Regions from separate parts of the Homo sapiens genome. Here region 1 is linked to region 2. A link is an interaction called in ENCODE POLR2A ChIA-PET data of the cell type or tissue named here. Cell type or tissue: CD4-positive, alpha-beta T cell. All regions are shown on one strand.

Region 1 (2,500 bases), 260 kb after region 2:
TGTCCCTAATTCTTCATCTATAAAAATGGAAATGAAAACTAGGTCATTTGCCACAGGTGATAAATACATTAATAAATATTTATATTATTAATGGAAAACAATAGGCTATCATTACTTCATCTCCATGATGCTATAATTAGATAGCTGGAATAAAATTCTAAACACCTACATGAATTAAACATGAGTCTTTGCATTACATGCAATCTCAACCTTACAAGTTGCAAAAAATAACTCTATTAAATAAAGTTAATCCTCAGCCAATTCAGTTAGCCATAACATTCTATTTCATGGACATGCCAATTAATTGATGCACACTATATTACTGTTTGTCTTCAACATCTGAATTCAAGCTAAATTTCAAAAAGACTATTCACATCTACTTTCACTTTTTATCTTCTTTTAACAAGTTATTTATTTAAGCAAGCAGGTCTTCAAAATTTATTCTCCCAAATACTACTCAGTTAAATAATAGCTTCCTGGAACAGAACAGAGGATTGATAAGGCATATTCTGTATTAGCATTCTTTTGAGAACATGTGAAAACTTCACCATTTGTACTAAAACCAAAAAAAAAAAAAAACCAAAAAAAAAACTCTTCAAGTTGTAATACAGATTTATCTAACTTTCAAAGGGGATATGATTCTTACCTCTGATATCGTTTGGCTCTGTGTCCTCACCTAAATCTCATGTTGAACTGTAATCTGCAAGTGTTGGGGGGGGAACCTGATGGTGGGGTGACTGAATCATGGGGGCAGACTTCCCCCTTGCTGTTCTCCTGATAAGAGTTCTCACCAGATCTGGTTGTTTGAAAGTATGTAGCAGTTTCAAACTTTCCCTCTTCATTTTCTCTCTCCTGCTCCACCATGGTAAAGATGTGTTTATTTCCTCGTCGCCTTCTGACATGATTGTAAGTTTCCTGAGGCCTCCCAGCCATGCTTCCTGTACAGCCTGCAGAACTGTGGGTCAACTAAATCTCTTTTCTTCCTACTAAATTACTCATTCTCATTTATAGCAGTGTGAGAATGGACTAATACAGCCTCCAGTAAAGGCAGAAAGATGTATTTAAAAAAAAAAAAAATTCCAGGGACTTCGTAGTCAGACATAGTTCATCTTAAATTCCAGCTCTATCATTTATTAATAGGTGTCTCTTTATCTCTTCGTCTGCCCATTACTTTTCTTTTTTTTTTTTTTTTTTTTTTGAGACGGAGTCTTGCTCTGTTGCCCAGGCTGGAGTGCAGTGGCACCATCTCGGCTCACTACAAGCTCCGCCTCCCAGGTTGACGCCATTCTCCTGCCTCAGCCTTCCGAGTAGCTGGGACTACAGGCGCCCGCCACCATGCCCGACTAATTTTTTTTTGTATTTTTTAGTAGAGACAGGGTTTCACCATGTTAGCCAGGATGGTCTCGATCTCCTGACCTTGTGATCCGCCCACCTCGGCCTCCCCAAGTGCTGGGATTACAGGCTTGAGCCACCGCGCCCGACGTACTTTTCTTTAGGCAACTCTTTCCTGCTACATGTGATCTTGGTAAGACCTTGAACCACAGTATCCCAACATCCCTGGACCACAAGAGTGGGTGGGTGTGCTAGCGAGTTAAGGCCAACTGTATGAACAACTCGCACAGTCCTCAAATATTCTCAATTTCAATGGCTTTCATTCAGACTCTCCTTCAGTATGCCTAAAACCACATCTTGGTGTCAAAAACTACAAAGAGTCTAAGATCTTACTGTACTTGTAAAGTGACAAGTTAGTTCACCACAGTTTCATAGATGCTGGTAGAAGATGACACAAGACTCCTGCATTGGACACAGAGGACTTTAATACTCGTGGCAATAGCAAAAGCCAGACTGTTAGCATTTGCCTAAGTTCCCCATTCTGACAGGGTGACCTGGGGCAAGATGACATTTATACACACAGTGGACTGAATTACAGGAGAAATTTGAATGATAGTGCCTCTGTTTTCCAAGGCTGTTTGCTTGCTATATAAACAACATAAACAACCTTGAAAAGAACAAAGGCAGTCAGGGCTGCCACTCACAAGATGTGTATAAATGTGAGAACCATGGAGAACTGTCTTCCAACACCTGGAAGCTGCCATCACCCAACATATCCCAATGAAATATTAAACCACAATGATCTACTCTTTCTTCATAACCTTGCAGTTAATTCACACTCTTACTATACTTATTCTTGAACCTTACTGAGCCCTCTAGGCCCATGCTCCAATATCTCCTGTAACTCTATGTTCCAGCCCTTCCCTAGTTCCACTACATCTATTATCCCACCTCAATCTCATGATCCATTATTTTAAACACTTTTGAAAATAACGCACTTGGCCTCCTTATTTGTATACCCAATCTGCCTAGCAATATCTCTGATAGGGTTCAACCCACATCTAGTTTCTTTGCTCTACTACCCAGGTGACCTAGTTATTCACCTACATGCTTCTCTTCTTTCTTCCCCACCAAAACAGAAGAAGACATAGTATCATTTTTCCTGCCT
Region 2 (2,500 bases):
TGTAACCACACTGCCTGATAGAGGAAGAGACACCTATTACTTCTGGGTGGTTCTGGAGGTTCAGGCTACCCATATAGTCTCCACTGACTTTATTAGCAGGAGAAGGATCCGCCTTACCTTTTAGCCTTCTCTCTCACATCACCCTGGTGGGGAGGTTGGGTGCCTCATTACAGGCTGGCAATGGCAGCAGCCTAGGTTTCCCATTAGTCTTTGCTCTTATGCTGGGTGGTGGGATGGGGGTAACACTACTTTCTGTCTTGTTTGCCTGTATTAGAGTGGTTATTGTCTAAAAGCTTTATCTTCTAGACAAAAGATAAATGCCTATGCTGTCTCTTTTTTGACCCTTTAGCTAGAGAGAGCAGGCTTTTGTTTTTGTTTTGCCTGTATGTGTGTGTCTGTGCCTGTTAGTGTTTCTGGGTTGCTAGTTTCTGCAGCACCAAGTCTGAGATACATAAGAAACACAAAGAAAACTCGTAGAACTGACCACTGTGGGTATTCTTGAGTCCTGCAGTACCTAGCTGGTCAGGCTTCTCTCTTAACTTTCAAATTCTTCTTGTGTTTGTTGTATATATAATGGTTACTATAAGATATGAGTAAACAAATAACTTGTTTACTCTTTTATCTTTTTTATAATTCTTAGTGAGAGGAATGTGGAAAAGTTCTCCATTTTTTCTGAAATGGAAGTTTTATATTAATATCTCATATGGTTGGGATCTGTGCTCCCACCCAAATCTCATGTTGAAATATAATCACCAGTATTGGAGGTGGGGTCTGGTGGGAGGTGATTTGATCATGGGGGCAATGTCTCATGAATGGTTTAGCAAATCCCCTTCGTGCTCTTCTTGAGACAGTGAGTTCTCATGAGATCTGCTTGTTTAAAAGCGTGTAGCAGCTCCTCCCTCTCTCTCTCGTTTCTGCCCCTGCCATGTAAGACACCTGTTCTCCCTTTGCCTTCTGCCGTGATTGAAAGTTTCCTGAGACTTCCCCAGAGGCAGAAGCATTCACACTTCCTGTACAACCCGCAGAGCTGTGAGCCACTTAAACCTCTTTTCTTTATCAGTTACCCAGTCTCAGTTATTTATAGCAATGTGAGAATGAACTAATACATTTTGAAAAAAGATTTTTTTAAAGCTTATTTATTTATGTATTTTTTAAACTTTCAGGTTCAGGGGAACATGTGAACCTAAAAGTTTAGAAAAATAAATAAGCTTTAAAAAAGCTTACATAGGTAAACTCATGTCACAGGGACTTGTTGTACAGATTATTTCATCACCCACATATTAAGTCCAGTACCCAATAGTTATCATTTCTACTCCTCTCCCTCCTCCCACCCTCCAACCTCAAGTAGACCCCAGTGTCTTTTGTTTCCTTCTTTGTGCTCATAAGTTCTCATAATTTAGCTCTCACTTGTAAGTGAAAACATATGGTATTTGGTTTTCTATTCTTGGTTTAGTTTGCTAAGGATAACAGCCTCCAGCTCCATCCATGTTCCTGCAAAAGACATGATCTCATTCTTTTTATGGCTGCATAGTATTCCATGGTGTATATGTACCACATTTTATGGCTGCATAGTATCCCATGATGTATATGTACCATATTTTCTTTATCAAATTGCTAATTGATGGGCATTCAGGTTGATTCCATGTCTTTGCTATTGTGAATAGTGCTGCATTGAACATCTGTGTGCATGTGTCTTTACGGTAGAATGATTTACACTCCTCTGAGTATATACTCAGTAATGGTATTGCTAGGTTAAATAGTAGTTCTGCTTTTAGCTCTTTGAGGAATCACCATACTGTCTTCCATAATGGTTGAACTAATTTTCACTCCCACCAACAGTGTATAGGTGTTCCCTTTTCTCCATAACCTTGGCATCATCTGTTATTTTTTGACCTTTTAGTAATAGTCATTCTGACTGGATAGAGATGGTATCTCATTGTGGTTTTGATTTGCATTACTCTAATAATCAGTGATATGGAGCTTTTTTTCATGTGCTTATTGGCTGCATGGATGTCTTCTTTTGAAAAGTGTCTGTTTATGTCATTTGCCCACTTTTTAATGGGGTTGTTTGTTTTTCTCTTGTATATTTATTGAAGTTCCTTATGGATCCTGGATATTAGACCTTTGTCACATGCAGAGTTTTCAAAAATTTTCTCCCATTCTGTAGGTTGTCTTTTTACTCTGTCGATAGTTTCTTTATGCTGTGCAGAAGCTCTTAAGTTTAAATCTCAGTTGTCAATTTTTGCTTTTGTTTCAATTGCTTTTGGTGTCTTTGTAATGAAATCTTGGCCCATTCCTACATCCAGGTTGCTATTGCCTGTGTTGTCCTCCAGGTTTTTTATAGTTTTGGGTTTTATGTTTAAATATTTACTCCATCTTTAGTTGATTTTTGTGTATGGTGTAAAGAAGGGGTCCAGTTTCAATCTTCTGCATATGGCTAGCCAGTTATTCCAGCACCACTTATTGAATAGGGAGTCCTTTCCTTATTGCTTGTTTTTAT

The links. Peaks named below come from ENCODE experiments on the same cell type or tissue, not always from the same donor. Only the 100,000 strongest peaks of a DNase experiment are listed, where the experiment ranks them.
Region 1: POLR2A ChIA-PET joins it to region 2 with 6 read pairs; 3 of 35 experiments call an interaction of 5 or more read pairs at or near these places.

Annotation. Positions count from the first base shown.
Region 1 is chr10:21,630,012-21,632,511 of GRCh38, reverse strand. All of the region lies in intron 8 of MLLT10 (MLLT10 histone lysine methyltransferase DOT1L cofactor), which reads right to left. Among named protein-coding and RNA genes, the nearest start is that of MLLT10, 97 kb to the right of the region's middle. In CD4-positive, alpha-beta T cell, no CTCF peak of the experiment used is centred here; no DNase peak of the experiment used is centred here.
Region 2 is chr10:21,887,617-21,890,116 of GRCh38, reverse strand. All of the region lies in intron 7 of DNAJC1 (DnaJ heat shock protein family (Hsp40) member C1), which reads left to right. Among named protein-coding and RNA genes, the nearest start is that of DNAJC1, 110 kb to the left of the region's middle. RefSeq lists silencers at 1,013-1,072, 1,031-1,231. In CD4-positive, alpha-beta T cell, no CTCF peak of the experiment used is centred here; a DNase peak (open chromatin) is centred at 956.